Regions from separate parts of the Homo sapiens genome. Here region 2 is linked to region 1. Evidence: read pairs that join two places in POLR2A ChIA-PET (ENCODE). Cell type or tissue: GM12878. All regions are shown on one strand. Links, peaks and the distances in the headings refer to the core of each region. The heading gives the core; the rest is flanking DNA.

What was found. ChIA-PET counts read pairs that join two places held together with the same protein. Peaks named below come from ENCODE experiments on the same cell type or tissue, not always from the same donor. Only the 100,000 strongest peaks of a DNase experiment are listed, where the experiment ranks them.
Region 2: POLR2A ChIA-PET joins it to region 1 with 13 read pairs; 16 of 35 experiments call an interaction of 5 or more read pairs at or near these places.

Annotation. Positions count from the first base shown.
Region 1 is chr2:230,719,012-230,729,723 of GRCh38, forward strand. The region is part of intron 1 of CAB39 (calcium binding protein 39); the gene reads left to right. It also overlaps the pseudogene BANF1P3. Among named protein-coding and RNA genes, the nearest start is that of CAB39, 12 kb to the left of the region's middle. RefSeq lists an enhancer at 2,153-2,676. In GM12878, for the core only: no CTCF peak of the experiment used is centred there; a DNase peak (open chromatin) is centred at 2,854; H3K4me3 peaks cover 885 bases; H3K27ac peaks cover 2,273 bases.
Region 2 is chr2:230,664,048-230,674,759 of GRCh38, forward strand. No RefSeq gene overlaps it. Among named protein-coding and RNA genes, the nearest start is that of LINC01907, 31 kb to the right of the region's middle. RefSeq lists enhancers at 2,371-3,236, 3,187-3,481, 3,451-3,930, 3,971-4,020, 4,041-4,120 and 2 more. In GM12878, for the core only: no CTCF peak of the experiment used is centred there; DNase peaks (open chromatin) are centred at 1,334, 4,364, 4,864, 5,134 and 1 weaker place; H3K27ac peaks cover 4,297 bases.

The DNA.
Region 1 (10,712 bases), core at 1,545-9,544:
ATATATTAAATGTTCTTTGTCATATAATTCTTTTTTAAGGTTTAATATACTAATATTCATAATATTTGTGATGTAGCTGGCAAGTGATTTGGGAGGCGTGTATGAAGTTAGAAGTCGAAATAGACAAAGAATCAAGGAAAATTAACAAAAATTAGTTAGCTTGGGGGAACAAATTACCGTTTAGGTCCACTAAATGTTGGGCAAACCTCTTAGGTAGTATTGTCCCCAACATCATTGATGGGAAACCAAAGTGGAGGGTTTGTCCAGGATAACACAAACATTGCACAGTTGAGCCAGAATTTGAACTCAGGTCTGCCTCACTTCAAAATATGTGCTCCCTGAAATAGGGTATGACTCCCTCATGAAATAATTTTATTTTCCTTGCTGAGCAGTTTTGAATTAGTATTTTAGAATGGAGGTTTATAAATAGATCCGAATTTGGATTTTAATAGGTTTCCAAGCAGTAACCACATTACAATCTAAAAGAGATGGTTTATTATAAATGCTTTCGTTGTATAGTCATAATTTGATTAGTGGCTTATAGTTTAGTTAGGCCAGTAGATAGTATTTAATTTCTACATTATTCTTGTAGAGAAGATGGGAGGCCTGTGTTACAGTGGGAAACACAGAAGCCTGGGAATCGAAAGATCTGGGCTGGGTCCTGACTCCATGGCTAATTATGTTGTCACTCTGTACAAGTAACTCCATCTCTCTGGGCTTCAGTCATCCCATTATTATACCAAGGGCCCCAGATTGAAAACCCCTTAAATTCTCTTACCCTTATTTTCAGTGATTTGTATGTAGGCTTCTGACTTGCCTTTTTCTCCTGCACTGGTTCCCTCCCCTTTTGCTGGTGGTCTTGCAGTCTGAGTACTTTATGGCATGTGACTGTGCTTTAACCTTTTTTCTCCCAGTTGGTCAGATGGTAGTGTTATTTCACAGTACTGAAGTTCTCTGCTTAGGGTAATGAGAATAACATCAAAATGTGTATTTTCAAATGTTCTACCTTTGTGCTTATGAATAAATAGTTAAGAACTAAATGTTTTATGGTTGTAAAGTACAAGCTTAGTAAGTCAGTCTATTTATTAACAAGTCCTCAAGCCTCACATCAGTTTCGTTGTCACAATTGTGTTGTAAAGTTGGGCGAGTTGTGTGTTTTAGGGGAAGGAAAAACATTAACAAAAGGCAATGAGAGTGGGAAAGAAAGAACCAAAAATGTAGAATTAAATTTGGGAATGTAAAGAACATGCTTTGGCTGTGGTTGGTATTAATCCCCTACCTATGTAAAGGTGGCATCCTGGCTTAGATCACAGGGTTCTTTGCAGCTCGGGATTCTATCACTGGTAAGAGATAAGGGTGATATTCACCACCCATTAGCATTCATACATCCTCAAATGTCTATTATTAATTTGGTCCACAAGTTGTTTGTTTGTTTGTTTCCCAGGATGGAGTCTCCCTCTGTCGCCCAGGCTGGAGTGCAATGGCGTGATCTCGGCTCACTGCAACCTCCGCCTCCCGGGTTCAAGCGATTCTCCTACCTCAGCTTCCCGAGTAGCTGGGATTACAGGTGCGCGCCACCATGCATGGCTAATTTTAGACGGGGTTTCACCATGTTGGCCAGGCTGGTCTTGAACTCCTGACCTTGTGATCCGCCCACCTCGGCCTCCCAAAGTGCTGGGGTTACAGGCGTGAGCCACCGCGCCAGGCTTAAGCAGTTTTTAATGCCCCTTATGCTAGGTACTAAAGGCCAGGCCTCAAGGAGCTCAGTAAACAAGTTTTTTCCTGCTTTGATGGCATATCATCAGCCAGCCAGTTCATTTACTTTTAGATTCTATAGCAGGGAGACAGAAACTCAGGCCGTTAACATGACCCATGTAGATACTCTTTTGGCTCCCATCTCTCTAGTTACAGTATGGTTTCATCGCTGTTCAGCATTGGTGAGTTATAAGTTTTTCCTATGTATGTAAGTTTCGTGTCTCTAGATTGTAATTTATTTGGATAGAGGATTTTTGTTTCTTACCTTTTAAAATTTATCTTCCCTCCCCTCTTCCCCACCTCATGTTTTCAGAGTATAATAATACGTTCTTTCTATAAATATTAAATGATACAGCTGTGTGGTAGTATAAGAAAACTTTTGCAGCCAGCATGGTGGCTCGTGCCTGTAATCCCAGCACTTTGGGAGACCAAGGTGGGCAGATCACTTAAGGTCAGGAGTTCAAGACCTGCCTGGCCAACGTGGCGAAACCATGTCTCTACTAAAAATACAAAAATTAGCTGGGCATGGTGTCAGGTGCCTGTAATCCCAGCTACTTAGAAGGCTGAGGCAGGAGAATCGCTTGAGCCCTGGGGGTGGAGGTTGCAGTGAGCCAAGATAGTGCCACTGCGCTCCAGCCTGGGCAACAGAGGGAAACTCCATCTCAAAAGAAAAAAGAAAAAGCAAACTTGCTTAACAGAGATGAAATACTTAACCAAAATACAATTTTTTCTGTTTATCTTTTTATCTCAGCTATATTTGTGCTTATTTGAAAGTGATTTACATACCATGATAATTGAAGGTTATGAGGATCCCCTTTTCGCAGATAAGTTCCACGTAAAGCCGTGTTTCCCAAATTGTGTTTTGTAGACTGCCAGTCTTAGAGAGATTAGTTGTTTGTAGGAGAGGTTCCAGGGTGAGATTTCAACTTGGGAAAACACTGGGTTAAACATAGTTAAACAGAGTTTTATTTTTGATGGTGATTGTGTTACTGTTTTTCTGCAGAGCTTGTCAGAGTTTTTAGTAGTGTGTATTGGCAAATTGAGAAATACTGCACATTATATTTCCTTCCTTCAAGTTTATTTGGTCAAAAGAACACACCCTCCCCCCCAGGAAATACCCACAAACATCTTGAAGAAAGGTTCTACTGGAACACAGGTTAGGAAACCCTCTTATTTGCATACTTACTAGTATGGCATTCAAAGCATTTACTTACTAATTCGGATGATAATTTTTTGTCAGTTGGAATTCAACTAAGATTGTAGTGGCTTTCACCAAGCCTTTTTTTTTTTTTTTAATTTCAGCCTGCAGTGAGAAATTATATTTTTGACCAGTGACCCAACACATACACACACTCTCAAAACTGAAAAAGAAATTTCATGAAACAGTACTTAGGTCTTACTACATAGAATGCATTCTAATACTTTCTATTTTATTTCTTAATGCTTTTTATGAACTACTAAAATCAGCATGCAATTTGAGAGACACTACAAGGTTACATGAATTTATAAACTTAGTTAGAGTGAGAATATACCATACAAACTTTCATTTTTCTATTTAAAAAATATTTTTTGTAGAGACGGGGTCTCACTATATTGCCCAGGCTGGCCTCAAACTCCTGGGCTCAAGCGATCCTCCTGCCTCAGCATCCCAGAATGCTGGGATTACAGGCTTGAGCCACCTTGCCCAGCTCCAAACTGTTTTATAAGTGAGAAAACTAAAGCTCAGTGTAGAGATGAGATGGGAGGGACTCTGGCCATAAATTCTGGATTTAAACCTTGGTTGTGTGTTGTTGGGCAGGGTGTTTAATGCCTCTTTTTCCTCAGCTTTCTCATTTGTAACATAGCAATAATAGAACCTATACATAAAGTAGTTGTGAGGATTCAGTAAGAATGCCATGCATAGCGTGTCTGATAGTGTGCTGTAAGTGTCCAATACATTTTAGCTTTTATGATGGCTGAAGTCTCAAATTCTTTCTGCTGTACTATACGTACTTTGAAAAATATTTTAAGACTTTAGAAGTGTTTAAGCAACCTCCAAGTAAAGCTAGACTCTTGATCTCTAGTTGGATGTATCATTTGTTGTGATCTCAGCCCTCTGAAATAGTAAGTTTTAAAAATAGCGAAAAGGAGCCACTTAAAGTTGTTTTGTCTCAGTTGCAAATTGACTCTCGGTTGCCGAGCTTTATGCTATATTATTATATAGTTTTAAAACTATTCCTTTTTAACTTTCTTAATTTTCAATTTTGTTAAAAGAATGAATACTTTAGCAGCTTTTCAAGCCTTTTTTAAAAATCTTTATAAGCATGTAATTAAATACAAATATGTTCATACCTGTAACCTATTAATTTAGCTTTCTTGTAGTTTTAATTCATTAAAATAAAAAAATAAAAGTTACTGTTTCCTGTTTTATCCACGTTTCTGCAGGTTTGGTGAGTTTGCCCATCCTCAATATTTTATATTGCCATTGGGGGTTTAATTTTGTGTCCTGACCTAAGAAAAGGGACATTTACAGGGGATTTACGATAGTGGGAGCCTGATTTCCCATTATCTTTTTTTTTTTCTTTCTGGTTTAAACACTTCATTTTAATTTCTCTGCTGTGGGCTTCCTGAACCCACCCCACTTAAATGTTAAGGTTGAACCTCCCCCAAACACAGGAAGACAAGCAAGTCTCTGATTCAACATTCTTGCCACATCAGAGAAATCTTGCTGCCCCTTCTGCAGTAGGTGTGTCTTCATCTCTACGTTCCTGGAGTGTGTTGCCTTTGAGCTGATCCTCCAGTTGTCTCACCTCCCAGACCCTTTTGCTCCTTTTAGTGCCCCACACTGTCCTTGAAGGACCATGCTGTCACCATGGCACCCAGAACCCCCTGCCTACTGGTTGGGCTTTGGTTGGGTTTAGCCAATGGAAGCCCTGGGCAGAAGATTAGAGAGGGTAGGAGGAGAAAGAACTCAGCGTATGTCTTGCCCTGCCCTCTCCATGCCCTGGTGCATTGTTTGGCCAAGGGTTCCCATTATCTCAAACATAGCTGGCTACTTCATATATTAATGTCACTACTGAGGCAATTTGAGGTGTTTCTCAGTTTGTTTCTTTTATTCCCCAGTTTGTCTTCAGTGTGACCTGAAGTTGCTGAAATAAGAGGTTCCAATCAGCGTCACCGCCACATACCAATTCAGTATGCAAATAGCATAAAGAGGGTCTGGCGTGGTGGCTCGCACCTGTAATTCCAACACTTTGGGAGGCTGAGGTTGGTGGATCCCTTGAGGCCTTTAGGAGTTTGAGACCAGCCTGGGCAACATGGTGAAACCCTGTCTCTGCTAAAAATACAAAAATTAGCTGAGTGTGGTGACGCACACCTGTAATCCTAGCTACTTGGGAGGCTGAGGCATAAGAATTGCTTGAACCCGGGAGGTGGAGGTTGCAGCGCGCCGAGATTGCGCCACTGCACTCCAGCCTGGGTGACAGACCAAGACTGTCTCAAAAAAAAAAAAAAAGAAGATAGCATAAAGGCATAAAGATTCTGTACTTGTGTGAACAGGAGGCATGTGGTAAAAAGTAAATAATTGCTAACATAGCACAGGTATGTTTTAGCACAGGTATGTTAGCTGCTGATACATTGTTTAAGACCTCTATGGGCCGGGCACGGTGGCTCGCCCCTGTAATCCCAGCACTTTGGGAGGCCGAGGTGGGCGGATCACCTGAGGTCAGGAGTTCGAGACCAGCCTGACCAACATGGAGAAATCCCGCCTCCACTAAAAATACAAAATTAGCCGGGCATGGTGGCACATGCCTATAATCCCAGCTACTTGGGAGGCTGAGGCAGGAGAATCACTTGAACCCTGGAGGCGGAGGTTGCGGTGAGCCAAGATCGCGCCATTGCACTCCAGCCTGGGCAACAAAGAGTGAAACTCCATCTAAAAAAAACACACACGCTCACCAAAAAAAAAAAAAAAAAAACCTCTATGAGTAGTTTACCTCGTTTAATCTTTTTTTTTTTTTTTTTTGAAAGCCACTGACTTTATTGATCTAAAAAACTTTACAAGGACAGTGACTGTTGTGCCAAAAAAGGAGCCAAATGGTATCAAACGGATTGAAAGTGAGGGTGGGGGTGAGGGATGGGGCCGGGAATCCATTCAGGAAAGCTGGTAACTGTCACCAGGGAACTGGCAAGGGAAAAAGGACGGGGGAGGCATGCAAGAGCGAGAATCCAAAAAAAAGTTGAAATGGTTAGGGGAGAAAACTCCCAAAAGACCCCGGAGTACGTCGGAGGTGAGTACAACAATAGCAATCTTTTCCTTCGTAGAGGACAGGGGAGGAGTCCCTACTCGGCTGCAAACTCTGGTTGAGGGCTGGGGATTGAGAGCTTCCCAGAGAGCATCACAAGAAGGCGTCGCACCACTCTCGAAGGCAGTCCCGGGACTGCTTGGCGCTGGCGCCACAAGTGTCTTTCAGCCATTCCCGGTAGAGGTCTTCATCTTTCTTTAGCACCAGAAACTGGCCAAGGACAACGTAGGCCTTGTCAAAGCCCCTTTCCTCCAGCTTCTTGCCCAGGACTTCACCAATCCCAGCCAGGCTCCCCACTGGCTTCTCCCCCATGGGCTCTGCCACGAAGTCTCGGTGCTTTTGGGAGGTTGTCATCTTGATCAGGCTTAATCCGCAACTTCAGTTCCCGTAACGGTTCCTCCCGCCACCCGGCCACTCCTGCGGATACCTCCCGTTTAATCTTTTAACAGCCCTTTTTAATATCAAATTTTGTCCTCATATTTTTAGGTAAGTAATGGGGAAAACCAAGCAAATTGTGTAATTGGCCCGAAGTTATACATGTAGAAAGGGGTCCTAGATTTGAAACCCAGGTCACAGAGCTTGAACTTGCAACCTACCATGCTGCCTCTACCACATGATACTGGAATGTAGAATCATCCTGGAACATAGGACATTTCTGATACAGAAACAGATGAGGTCAAGTCTCCTGGTCAGGATGTTTGATGTCTCAGGACACAAAGAACTTTCATTTCTCTTTACTGAGTTGCTGTCAGTGATCTTTGAGGAGCTGTGATGAAATGGAGCCATGCAAGAAAATTAGGAAAGTTAAAAGTACAGTTTTTCCATAAAAGGAAAAGATGGAATCTACAAATCATCAGACTGCACTTGATGTTGATTGCCAGAATACCTAGCTAAGTGTTGATTTCTAGAAGCTACATCCATTTATTTATTAACTATTTCCTTTTTTAGTAGGATTCTATTAAATGTCTGAGATAAGGATGGGGCAGGATAGGATTGCTGAAAGAATGCATAGTTCTTCCATATTTGAGATTATCTGAAAATATTAAATTGCACAATTTAAATTGGAATATTTTCTAGGACTTGAAAGTCATTTTGATGTTTTTGCTTTTTAATTTAATTAATTTTTTTTTTTAGACGGAGTCTCTCTCTGTTACCTAGGCTGGAGTGCAGTGGCATGATCTCGGCTCACTGCAACCTCTGCCTCCTGGATTCAAGCAATTCTCGTGCCTTAGCCTCCTGAGTAGCTGGGATTACAGGTGCATGCTACCATGCCCGGCTAATTTTTTGTATTTTTTTTTTTCCAGTAGAGATGGGGTTTCGCTGTGTTGGCCAGGCTGGTCTTGAACTCCTGGCCTCAAGTGAGCTGCCCACTTCGGACTCCCAAAGTGCTGGGATTACAGGCATGAGCCACTGCACCTGGTCTCATTTTGATGTTTTTATAGGATCCTTTTACTTGTGTTCATTATAGTTATCTAATATGCTTTGGCACATAAGTCACATATGGCACATTAGTCACAGGTACAGTGGCCTGCATCCCTGTGCCTTAACCTTCCCATGTAGGCAGGAAGGAACTAGGAACTGTTAGCATCTTCCTGTATGTAAACAGCAAAGTGTAAATACCTTCTGTTTTTATATTGTTAAAATCATCCATTTCTGTTCTTTAAGATTGTTGCTAACCTATTCATTTACTCAAAGGCTAGTCTTGGTCTTGTTCACATAGTGATTGGAAACTGAGTTGATGGAAAGAGGGCAACCCTTCCCTACAGAAGCTGAAAGGGAGGGGCGGGGAATGTTTTTTCTTTTTTAATCTTATGGAAGCTCCCGGACTTTTTAAATATAGTGAAAGGAAGACAGGAATCAGGGTGCTTAGCATACGAGATTGTATGCTGATGCCCTTTGGTGTTTGAAAAGGTCAAAAGACTGTCTTTTATGGAGGCTTTTGTTATCATTGAGAAGAGGAAGGAATAATAAGAAATACGGAGAGGGAAGAGGAACAAGACATAGGAGTATATCCAGAAGAAAGTGACCAAGTAACTGTAGACACTGGGTCTAAATTTGTGTGTCATGCACAACTTTGGAAGAGCTAATCATGAAGGTGGAACTGATTGCTTTTCAGAATTGTCTTAAGAAGTAGAACACTTGAATAGATTGTTAACCATATTTAATAATATATGTAAATATTTAAATATATATAAATTGGAAGCGGGTACCCTTATGGAAGCTAAAAGGGAGGGGCGGGGGATATTTTAAATGTGTGTAAATATTTAAATAAGTATGTATTTAAGAAGTAGAGCACTTGAATAGATTGTTAACCGTGTGTGTGTGTGTGTGTGTGTGTGTGTGTGTGTGTATTTTTTTTTCTTTTTCTTTTTTTTTTTTTTTTGAGACAGGGTCTTGCTCTATCACCCACGCTGGAGTGCGGTGGCGCAGTCTTGGCTCACTGTAGCCTCAACCTTCTGGGCTTGAGTGATCCTCCCTCCTCAGCTTCCTGAGTGGCTGGGACTACAGGTGTGCACCACCATACCCAGCTAATTTTTTTGTATTTTTTGTAGAGATGGGGTTTTGCTATGTTGCCTAGGCTGGTCCAGAACTGGGCTCCAGTGATCCATTTGCCTTGGCCTCCCTAAAGTGTTGCGATTACAGGTGTAAGCCTCTGTGCCTGGCCTTAACTCATGGAATATATTAAATATATATTAAAGGCCATGCCCTCGCAACCAGCTAGGGGAAGGAGTGCTCCAGACCCAGTTAGCATAGAAATTATATACTCTTATATAAATGATATACCTAACATAAATACCCATATATAAATTATATGTTCTCTTTAAAAGTTTCAAAAAACATAAACTAGATTTATTCTAGATCCTAGAATACCAAAAGATACCAAATTCATGTTACAAAACTAGCCCAGGCCAGGTGTGGTGGCTCACGCCTGGAATCCCAGCACTTTGGGAGGCCGAGGCAGGAAGATCACCTGAGGTCAGGAGTTCAAGACCAGCCTGGTCAACATGGTGAAACCCAGTCTCTACTAAAAATACAAAAATTAGCTGGGTGTGGTGGCGCACGCCTGTAGTCCCAGCTACTCGGCGGCTGAGACAGGAGAATTGCTTGAACCTGGGAAGTGGAGGTTGCAGTGAGCTGAAATCACACCACTGCACTCCAGCATGGGCGATAGAGTGAGACTCCGTCTCAAAAATAAATAAATAAATAAATAAATAAAAACTAGCCTAAACTCTTAAAAACCTAATAAAATACAAAATATAAGAACAGCAACCTGGTAAGACATTACAAAGGATGAAAACTATATTCCAAATTTATCTTTTTTTTTTTTCCTGCTCACTGCAACTCTTCCACCCAAGTTCAAGTGATTCTCCAGCCTCAGCCTCCCAAGTAGCTGGGATTACAGGGGTGAGCCACCATGCCCAGCTAATTTTTGTAGAAATCGTGTTTTGCCATGTTGTCCAGGCTGGTCTTGAACGCCTGAGCTCAGAGCAATCCACCTGCCTCAGCTTCCCAAAGTGCTGGGATTATAGGCATGAGCCGTCGCACCCTGCCCCAATTTATCTTTTATATGTTTTTTTGAGACAGGGTCTTGCTTTATCACCCATTCTGGAGTGCAGTGGCGCAATCATAGTTTACTGTAGCCCCGAACCCCTAGGCTTAAGCAATCCTCCTGCCTTGGCCTCCTGAGTAGCTAGGGCTACAGGCATGTGCCACCACACCCAGCTATAATTTTTTAAATTTTTTGTGGAGACGGGATCTCATTTTGTTTCCTAGATTGGTCTCGAACTCCTGGGCTCAAGCAGTCCTCCTGCCTTGTCCTCCCAAAATGCTGGAATTACAGGCATGAAGCATTGCACCCGGCCCCAGATGCACATACAGAAGCCAAGAACATTCTAAGTAAAACACCAGCAAAACTAATTAAATATGAAATTGTCAAAGAAGACAAAACCTGGTATTTACTGTGTGCCAAGTAAGTGTTTTAAGCACTTACATTATCTCAATTAATCCCCTCAGCCTGAAGAAAGAGATTATGCTTATTTTACACATTATGAAATATAGGCCAAAAGGTTAAATAGTCTGCCCAAAGATTAGTTGCAAATTAGCCACAGAGCCTGGTTTTGAACCCTTGGGCGGTTTGCACCAGCTAGTATTTAACCTCTGGCTATATCATCCCAATATGTGCCAAGATAGCAGTGTTAAACAGTTCTTCTTGTTTTATGAACACTTGAAATCAGAAAACAAAACAAAGATGCCCAGTAACACTGATGTTTGATAATGTCTTGGCCAGTGCAAGAATACATCAAATAAAAGACTTAACTATTGGAAACTGGTGGAATATAGCAGTATTTGCAGACAGTCACAATTTTAAACCTGGGAAAACCAAGAGAATCAAATCAAGAGTTAAAAATAAGAGTTTAGTGCCCGGCGTGGTGGCTCACGCCTGGAATCCCCAGCACTTTGGGAGGCTGAGGTGGGTGGATCACCTGAGGTCAGGAGTTCAAACCAGCCTGGCCAACATGGTGAAACCCCATCCCTACTAAAAATACAAAAAAATCAGCTGGGCGTGGTGGCATGTGCCTGTAATCCCAGCTACTCAGGAGGCTGAGGCAGGAGAACAGCTTGAACCCGGGAGGTGGAGGTTGCAGTTAGCCAAGATCTCCAGCTTGGACAACA
Region 2 (10,712 bases), core at 1,032-9,031, 55 kb before region 1:
TATTCCACTGGGCAGAACTAGGTCAACATGACCACCACTACATACAAAGGATCCAAGGAAGTAGTTGAGCTGGACACCTTGCCACCCCCCAAAGGCAGGATGCTGTTAGTAAGGAAGAAGGGGAAACTAGATACTGGGTAGGTGCCCAGCATATGCTCTCAGCTGAGCTCAAGTGCAGTGAGGGTGGGCGGTGCATCACAGCCCTGGCCCAGGGCCACCCCCAGGACTGGGAGGAGAGCCCAGAGCTGAGAGGGGCAGAGCCTGGGCTGCAGGTCTCTGAGTCTGCATGGTATGGGCAGTCTAGTGGTGGGAAGATTTTCTCCCTCCCCCTCCCCACTCACTTATGTGCACCGGCATCCACGCAGCCTCCACTTTCACAGGCTGAGGTGCTGTCTCATTTCTCTCACCCTCTGCCACACCACCCCTTGGGTCTCCCTGACATTGCGCTGCTTTCTCAGGCCTTGGCTGGAGCACAGTGCAGAGGGGGTGGGGATGGGGGAGCACTCCTCATCGCTGCTTTTCAGAGGATCCCCCTCCACTCTTCAAAAGAAAGGATGGGAAGTGGGGTGTGGGGCTGTGTGCTAAGGAAGGCTCTCCTTCCAGCTTCTACTGCCTGCCCCCCACCTCAGGATCAGAAGTGGGGGGCTCCAAGGGCCCCTCATTCCAGAGCCCATGGGCTAAAGCAAGTAAAGATGAGTGAGGATTAAAGCAAAAGGCAAACATGAGGACACAGAGCCTGCCCTCCCTGTCGCAGCAACCTGGTGAGGATGAACTCAGAGGCTGGCCCTAGTGGTGGAAAGTTAAGGAAAGACTGCCAGAAGATGAATGCCAAAAACCTAGGGCTCCCCTTCTTCCTCCCCATATCCAAGCCCTCATCCTCCTTAGACATACATCCAGAGTCTGACTGCTCCTCCCGCCTCCACAGCCACCACCCTGGTCCATCCTTTGTCCCGACTCACGTAGATCATGACATCTCTCTCCTTCCTGCACGTCCAGCCGCCCCAACCACCCTCATCACACAGCCAGACCAGCCCTCTCGTGTTTCCCAAATCTCCATGATGGCTCACAGGTTCCCATGGATTCCTGTGGACTCCCAGGATCACTTCAGCCACAGGGAAGTGTGCTCCTGACTCAGGGCCTTTTCATTTCTGGTACCTTCTGCCTCGGAGGCCCTTCCCCCTGGAGCCCTGGGCTGACTCCCTTACCCTTCAGACTTTCACTAGCATCTACCAGAGCCTTCCTCTGACCTCCCTGTGTTAATGACAACAGCTCTCCACCCTGCTGCATACCCTAACATGCTGAGCAGCTTTCTTTTCTCCACACCACGTGTTGCCACCAGACAAAAGTGCTACAAGCTCCTGGAGGGAGGGACCAGGTCTATAGTTCACTGCCATATCCACAGTCCCTCATGTACTCCCTCAGTGCTTGCTGAGTGAGTGAGTGAATGAATGAATGAGCGAACCACAAGAATATTATTTGACCTCAAGAACACCGCAGGAACTGGCAGGGGGACCATGATCTTCCTGAACGCTCTGCATGAGATGACTTGGCAGATCCCACGGACTTGCCTTCTTAAAACCACCCTGGAGGCCGGGCACGGTGGCTCATGCCTGTAATCCTAGCACTTTGGGAGGCCGAGGTGGGCTGATCACGTGAAGTCAGGAGTTCAAAACCAGCCTGGCCAACATGGTGAAACCCCATCTCTACTAAAAATACAAAAAAAAATTTGCCTGCATGGTAGCGGGTGCCTGTAATCCCAGCTACTTGGGAGGCTGAGGAAGGAGAATTGCTTGAACCCTGGAGGCAGAGGTTGCAGTGAGCCAAGATTGCACCACTGCACTCCAGCCTGGGTGACAGAATGAGACTCCATCTCAAAAAAAAAAAAAAAAAAAAAAACCCACCCTGGAAACAGGGAGAGAATCAGAGCGAAAGCTTCCAGTTCAAACGCAGGTTGAGAATGAGGTTTGCAGAGCCAGCGGGCAGTGAGTGCTGACCGAGAAGACCCATGGCGGCCCACTGCAGTGGGGGCGGCGGCAGTGTGACCTTGTTGAAACTAGCCGCTCCAGTGACCCAAGGCTGGGGGAGATTTGGCTCTGCTACTTTCCAGCACTGTGAGCTTGGGAGCCTTACCTGCTCCGAGCTTCAGTTTCCTTACTTGTATAATGGGGATTAAATAACACACTTTTTTTTTTTTTGAGATGGAGTCTCACTCTGTTGCCCAGGCTGGAGTGCAGTGGCACTATCTTGGCACTATCTGCAACCTCCGACTCCCGGGTTCAAGCAATTCCCCCGCCTCAGCCTGCCCAGTAGCTAAGATTACAGACACACGCCACTACGCCCAGCTAATTTTTGCATTTTGGGTAGAGACGGGGTTTCACCATGTTGGCCAGGCTGGTCTCGAACTCCTGACCTCAAGTGATCCACCCACCTCGGCCTCCCAAAGTGCTGGAATTACAGGTGTGAGCAACCACGCCCAGCCCTAACACACTTTCTTTATTGCCCTTGAATCAACCGCATTCCAAGGCCAACGTCATTTGGAAAGGTTGACCTAGATTTCCTTTTCCATCTCCACTGGGACCTCCCCTTTCACCCACCGGAACCCAGGAGGCTCTGATGCCTTGAACACACAGAAGGGCTCCTAATCTTTTGTACATCAAAGTCGCCCCAGCTTCTTTGCTGCCCAAGCTCACTGGTGTGGTTTCCTAATGTCCCCGACAGTTTGGGAGATCTCTGCCAAGGCTGGCCACCTGGTACCAGCCCAGGTGCCCCACCTGTCTCCCACCCCCAGGTCTCTGGTCACCTCCTGGATACTGTGAGTACTGGAGAACTTGCTGCTTGGGGACACCAGCACTCTCTCCCCTGAGGGCTGGGGCATATGCTCTCCAGACCCACCTTTCTCCTTCCCTCTCAGGACCCCTGGAGTGATCTCATCAACATCTGGCTTAACTCATCAGGGGATTTTCTGCAAGTGAGAAGGCTAATGCCTCTGGGGCCAGGCAGGCCTGGTGAATGTATGACAAAACTGCAGGGCATGGTAGGAGCGTGTACTGGTTTTCTAGGGCGCCGTAATGAAGTACACACAAACTGGGTGGCTTAGAACAATGGAACTGTGTCGACTCACAGGTCTGGAAGCCAGAAGCCTGAAATCGAGGTGTTAGCAGCACCATGCTCCCTCCAAAAGCACTGGGAAGGATCCATTCCAGGCCTCTCCCTGAGTTTCTGGGGGTTGCTGGCCGTTTTTGGCATTCCTTGGCTTGGAGACACGTCACCCAGTCTCTGCCTTCAGCATGTGGTATCTTCCCTGTGTGTGTCTGTGTTCCCATTTCCCCTTTTTCGAGGACAGAAGTCAGATCAGGGGCCCACCCTACTCCAGTATGACCTCATCTTAACTCATTACATCTGCAATGACCCTCTTTCCAAATAAGGTCACATTCTGAGATACTGGCAGTTAGAACTTCAACATGCATATTTGAAGAGGGTGCAATTTAGCCCCTAACAGGGCTGACGAGCCCTAGAGGGTGAGCAAGTCCACTCCAGTTTACTGTTGCCCTGCAGGGCTCTGGGAGCCTGTCCAGGGTTTCCTGGGACAAGGTACTTTCTGTGCCTAAACTGGGTGAGTCCCAGGAAGCCAGCTTGGTTAGTCACCTCAAATGGGGCCCTATCTTCTTATGTTTCAAGAGAAGTCAGAAACTCTGACTTCACGTGAAATCTCCCAGTTTTTGAATGGGCATCTAATTTGACAAATTTTAAAATCCTGGGCCCCATCTGAGGGTGTCTAGCCTGCGAGTGGCCAGTGGTCACCCATTGCCTAGCATGGCAGGGCAAATTGTAAGACTCCAAAAACTGCAAATAACAGCAACTGTGGCCATGAGCTCAGGCTGGGCAACTTGTTCTGGGGCCCTGCATCAGCCCCATCTCTTTGGAAGCCTTCCTGGGCCCCTACTACCCATGCTCAGCAATGCTTCTGGCTCCAGAAACTTCCAGCACTGTTTCAGATAGGGGGACTGGCATTTGCAAACTGTCTTGGAGTTGGTGACCCAGAAGGAGGGACCCCAGACTAGAGGAAGATGAGAAGGCAGAGAGTACCAGACAGTGCCATCTAGGGAGAAGAAACAAGTCATGAATATCTGATGTAGGGATGGGACGGACACTAAGTGGGAAAGGCCACCCTGCTGCCCAGCCCCCACCACCGCCAGCACCACCAGGCTGGCCATCTCTTTCCCACCTTCCCCACCACCATGCACGTGGTGCCATGCACCGCTGCTCCTCACCCACTCAGACCAGCTCCAGCACCTTTGGAGGTGAGATTAGCTTCTCACACAACTTCTAAGTCTTGATCATAGCACATGCTCTGCGGTTTTGCTGATGGTGACTAACGGAGGGAATTTCAGGCTAGATCAGAAAGGAAGGTGGAACAGGGTAAAGTGGGTGAGGATGAGGCTTTCTGGTTGCTCCTCCCCAGTGTCCAGGAAGTTGCCCATCCAAGCCTCTTTCCCCTGGTGGGGCTTGCCGTGCTGTGTCTCTGGTTTGCTGGCCTGGGCAGTGCCACACTGCCAGGCTTTGCAGATCTGGAAGGGGAAGGAACAAGCCAAAGAGGAAGTGGCATCAAGAAGAAGATGGGAAGGGCAGTCTCCCCCTTCCCTCTTGCCAGGCCTGCAGAATTGGGGAACCCGTATAAAAGACAACATCCCTGCTGGGAGCTGCACCCTCTGCCCGGCCCGGCCCCAGGTGCCCTGATCTGCCTGCCACGACCTGGGCAAAGCATGCTGTTCCTGCACATACTCGGGCTTTCTGAAACCTGAGAAGGCAAGGGGGGTGAGGGAGAGTCCCACACAGCCCAGGCCCAGCTGGTCAGGCTAATTTTAGGTTTTTCTCAGCCTGACTGAGGCCTACTAATCTCCACCATGCCAGAGAATGCACATGGAGCAGAGGCTGTCTTTACTCATGATGCCCCCTCATCCCTCCAAAAAGCTCCTTTTTCTGTCCAATTTCAATTTCTCTTTGACCTGCCCCAGGCCCACCCATCCCAGGAAATCTGCCCCGACCACCACCTCACAAAGAGAGCTCTCCCTTTCTCAGTGTGTGGGGTAACTGTGGTTGGAAACCACAGTACAGCCCTGTGTCCCCAGCCCTGGCACAGTGCTTAGCTCAAAATAAGCCCTTGGTAAGTGTGGGTGGAATGAATGAATGAGCGTTTTATTACACAGTGACAGCATGCTACATGCAGGTTAGGTCTAAAGTTAGCAAATAAGGTTAAAAGAGTTCAGAGTTTAAATTACCCTTGAAACTCCATCAGGAAGACAGCTTATTGGGATTGACATTAGATCTCCTCAAGAAGTCCAGTACAAATCCATTTCCTTTTGTTGAGGAGAGGGACCTGGACCGCTGGCCCAGCTCCCCAGCCCTTGGCCCAACACACGCACTTGCTCAGGAATTCCCGAGGTTTATGGGACATGCCTCCAAAAAAACATACATCTAGAACTCCTAGATGTAAGAGCCTTCCCATCGCCCATCAGCCTTCTCCAGGGACTCTGCCGCTGTTGTCATGACAGCCAGGACAGAGTCTAGTGGAGCCTCGGGAAGTCCGACAGGCTGAGAATGAAGTCAACCAGAGGCAGAGAGGGGCCCCCACACAGAGAGTGGAAATCAGAGGCCTTTGGTGAACAGCCAAAATGACCAAGTTTTGAAGAACTCCCTGAAGTATGCCAATAACAAGAAAAAGGGGAAACTCGTCAGCTCCAGGCATCAAATGAGACATGCCCCAGGCTAGAGCCTGAAAAGGCCAGCAGGGAAGGGGGGCTTTCTCCTCTTACCCCATTTTCCTCCCTATGTTTCAATGAGTTTTTCCTATTGTTTTATTTGAGAATTTCCAAACACATAGAAAATATGGAAAGAATAGTACAGCAAACACTCACGAGCCCTTCATCTATGTTCAGCGACTGTTTAGATTTTGCCTTGTTCTCTGTCTACCTGTATTTGAAACATTTGAGAGTGAGTTACATAAATCACGACACAGCCCCAAATATTTCAGCTGCATCTCATAAGAATTGTCCATTCTCCTGCATAACCACAAGACCAAGTTTAAGGGTAATTGAGTTAAAAAAAAAACACCCACAACTTTTTTTTTTTTTTTTAAATAAAGAAGCTTTGCATGACTAGAAAAATAAGGGAGGGTCAGGGATTCCAGAGAAAAATTATACCAGACCAAGCTTAGATTTGTTCTGATAAACTTCTAAACTGGGTTCTCAGGCCGGGCGTGGTGTCTCAGGTGGGGCGTGGTGGCTCACGCCTGTAATTCCAACACTTTGGGAGGCTGAGGTGGGTGGATCACCTGAGGTCAGGAGTTTGAAACCAGCCTGACCAACATGGTAAAGCCCTGTCTCTATGAAAAATACAAAATTAGCCAGGCATGGTGATGCATGCCTGTAATCCCAGCTACTCAGGAGGCTGAGGCAGGAGAATCGCTTGAACCCGGGAGGTGGAGGTTGCAGTGAGCGGAGATGGCACCATTGCACACCAGCCTGGGCAACAAGATCAAAACTCCATCTCAAAAAAAAAAGAAAGAAAGAAAGAAAGAAAGAAAGAAAGAAAGAAAGAAAGAAAGAAAGAAAGAAAGAAAGAAGGAAAGAAAGGAAGAAAGAAAGAAAAGATATCTAAATTGGGTTCTCATTACAGAAAAACAAGTAAGCGTTCAGCTCTGCCAAACATCTATGCAAGAAGTCTGTAGATGCATATTTAACAGCAAGTCTCCAAATCATATATTTATACTTCCCAAATGATGTTTTGAGAAACTGGAGCTGTTCTATATTTATGCTTATCACATAGTAAGTGCTTAATAAGTTCAAATGCAAACTTTGTCTTTGGGGCAGTAGAAAGTCTTCAAAGCCCACCATCTGAGCCTACATGGGTGATATAGTTTGGTTTTGTGTCCCCACACAAATCTCATCTCGAATTATAATTCCCAGGTATTGAGGGAGGGATCTGTGATTGGATCAAGGGGGCAGTTTCCCCCATGCTATTCTCATGAGATCTGATTGCTTTATACACGTTTGGAAATTCCTCCTTCTTTTGTTCTTTTCTTTCCTGCCGTTTTGTAAAGGTGCCTGTTTCCCCTTCTGCCATGATTGTAAGTTTCCTGAGGCCTTCCCAGCTATGCAGAACTGTGAGTCATAAATTAAACCTCCTTCGTTTATAAATTACCCCGTCTCCAGTCTCGGGTAGTATCTTTGTGGCAGTGTGAATACTAATACAATGCAGCTGGCTCAAACTGAATGAGCCCTGACTCTGCCTCACAGGAATGGCCTTTAGCTAACCACAAGATGATCTCTCTGATCCCATCAAACACCTGCTCTAGCTGCTCTGAGGAGACCTCCTTAGCCACCCAAGTCCTCCCAGCTTTCCTTACATAAATCTCTAGTTCATTTGTGACCACTATCACAAATTAGCTGTTAATTTGTCCTCTATTTTTCCCTGTGGGTTAGTCTTATTTCCCTAATACTAGCCTAAGACTATCTTCCTCTCCACTGTGGCTCACAACTGGCAGCCAAAGTTTCTTGGTTGACTCCAGCCCCCTAAAGATGGGGCAGAGAATGCCAGTCCCTGGTGTGCCAGGAACTGAGCTAAGCACCTTCCAAATAAGGTCTCATTTAATCTTCACAAAACTCTATTGTATGAGTACTAGCATAGCTCCTAATTTAGAGATGAGAAAATTAAGGCTCTCAGAGATTAACAGAAGTCACAACAGCCACCAAGTAGCAGAGGTGATTTGTAGTGACCTGAACTGGTCTCTCAGTAGACAAGTTAACAAGTAAGACAGGTTAATTTTTAACCTGGGTTAAAAATCTCAAGGCACTAAGATGCCAGACTGTAGGGCAAGGGCCCTTTGTGGTTTTCCATGCATATTGGATGGGTGGGGGCCAGGGAGAAGATGCTTCAGGCTCCCATGCGTGGAGCAGGTTACATTGGCATTCCTAGGGTTCTATTTCATGCATGAACTTTGTATCCTCCTGTGGACTCCCACAGGTTTTTTTTTTTTTGAGACAGGGTCTCCCTCTGTTGCCCAGGCAAGACTTAAGACTTCAGTGGCGGGCCGGGCGCGGTGGCTCACGCCTGTAATCCCAGCACTTTGGGAGGCCGAGGCGGGCGGATCATGAGGTCAGGAGATCCAGACCATCCTGGCTAACATGGTGAAATCCTGTCTCTACCAAAAATACAAAAAAAAAATTAGCCGGGCTTGGTAGCGGCGCCTTGTAGTCCCAGCTACTCGGGAGGCTGAGGCAGGAGAATGGCGTGAACCCGAGTGGAGGAGCTTACAGTGAGCCGAGATCGTGCCACTGCACTCCAGCCTGGGCGACAGAGCGAGACTCCATCTCAAAAAAAAAACAAAAACCAAAAAAAAGACTTCAGTGGCACCATCATGGCTCACTGCAGCCTCAGCCTCCCCGGTTCAATCAATCTTACTACCTCAGCCTCTGAAGTAGCTGGGATTACAGGCACACGCCACCATGCCTGGATGATTTTTGTATTTTTTGTAGAGATGGGGTTTCGCCATGTTGCCCAGGCTGGTCTCTAACTCCTGAGTTCAAGCTATCCTCCCACCTCGACCTCCCAAACCGTTGGGATTACAGGCGTGAGGCACAGTGCGTGGCCGAGAGTCTGTTTTCTATTCTAGCCTTCTCCTCGGATTTCACACAACAGGTGCTCCATAAATACTCAGTGAATCCAGGCAGGTATGAAGAAATGTAATTTGTTTCTCCTTTATCCATCCCCCTGAGCAAATGTCCAGACGGCGGAGTCCAAGGGAATGCTACGACCCACCCGTTTGTATCCCGTTAACCTTCCTGCTGCTGACCCGGGAGCAACTGCGTGGAGTGGGCGTGTGCTCTCGGTTGCTCAGGTTGTATCCTGAGATCCTGGCATGGTCTTCCAGGGGAATATTTTTTCCACTGCAGATGACCAGAGGAAGATACCCTACATTCTTCCATAATACGGAGGACAGCTGTGTGGGTTACAGGGGAGGCCAGAAATGAAGCAGGGATGGTGGAACTCGAGACAAAGAAGAAACAAAGGACTGCCCTTAACAGATGCCTTCATTGTTTGACCGGTTCATTATCCAGAACATATGAAGGAAGGAATAAAGAGGGGATCTCAGTTCTTTTTCTCAAACGGCCAAAGAAAACCTTTTGTTGTTGTTGTTTTGAGCAAGAACCTTGTACTGGTACATGAAGAATAGATGAGAAAAGTGTGCAGTGAGTTTGAAAAATATTATTGAGATCTTGAACTTCCACCTTAGCCTGGGTTCCATTGGCTTGGGGAAATTTTAGGCTTTGTTACAGATGTTAAATTATGAAAAAAATCTAGGTACAATTCAGCTTCTATAGGAAAAAACAAACAACAACAAAAAAAACAAAAATAAAAACAAACAAAACAGGCTTGCAGGTCAGGCTATTGCCTTGAAAACAAAAGATAATTAAAGATTACTTACGGCTGCGCACGGTGGTTCACGCCTGTAATCTCAGCACTTTGGGAGGCCGAGGCCGGTGGATCACCTGAGGTTGGAAGCCTGAGACCAGCCTGACCAACATGGAGAAACCCCAACTCTACTAAAAATACAAAATTAGCCGGGCATGGTGGCACATGCCTGTAATCCAGAGGCAGGAGAAACGTTTGAACCCGGGAGGCGGAGGTTGCAGTGAGCCGAGATCGCGCCATTGCACTCCAGCCTGGGCAACAAGAGTGAAACTTCGTCACAAAAAATAAAATGTAATAAAGATTACTTTATCCAAACCCCCTCCCAAGTAAGTTTTTCAAAAAAATGTGCTCTCCCTCTCCTGTGGGTAAGGGAGGAGACCACCCCTCATATTGCCTTATGCCCAATTTCTGCCTCCAAAGAAAGAAAAAGTAAAAACTAAAAGGCAGAAATGAAATCCACAAGCAGTCAGCCCGGCGCCACACCCTGGTCCTCGAAGTTAAAGATCGACCCCTGACCTAATCGGTTATGTTATCTATAGATTACAGACATTGTATAGAAAAGCACTGTGAAAATCCCTGTCCTGTTTTGTTCTGATCTAATTACCGGTGCATGCAGCCCCCAGTCACGTACCCCATGCTTGCTCAATCGATCACGAGCCTCTCACGCCCACCCCCTTAGAGTTGTGAGCCCTTAAAAAGGACAGGAATTGCTCACTCAGGGAGCTCGGCTCTTGAGACAGGAGTCTTACCGATGCCCCCGGCCGAATAAACCCCTTCCCTCTTTAACTCAGTGTCTGAGGAGTTTTGTCTGTGACTTGTCCTGCTACACAGGGAAATTAGAGAAGAGCTGGTCCCTCCAGCCCTGAAAATAGTAGCCAAGACAGAGAAAGGGGGTAGGGGAAGGAAAGCAATGCCAGGTATGTCCCAGTCAGAGGGACCAATAGGATATAAACAAGGTGGAGGGTAGCAGGAACCCCTTCTCCTCCTCACCCCAGCCCACCCTATTCCCTACTCAGGCCTCTGGGAGAAGGTTGCTGAGAGGCTGCCTGCACCTGCTTGGGATGCAGCCTCATCAGCGTGTCTTGGTTAGGCAGGATGCTGCCAACAGCTGAGCTCTGCTAAGCCACCCTTAGACCTTTGGCAGCATGAGCCAGACTTTGGAGGAGCTGCAAGTCTAAATGAGAAGCTTCCAGAGGGGTCCATTGTAGCAGGACAGTTAGGGTGTAAGCAAATTGCTAAGG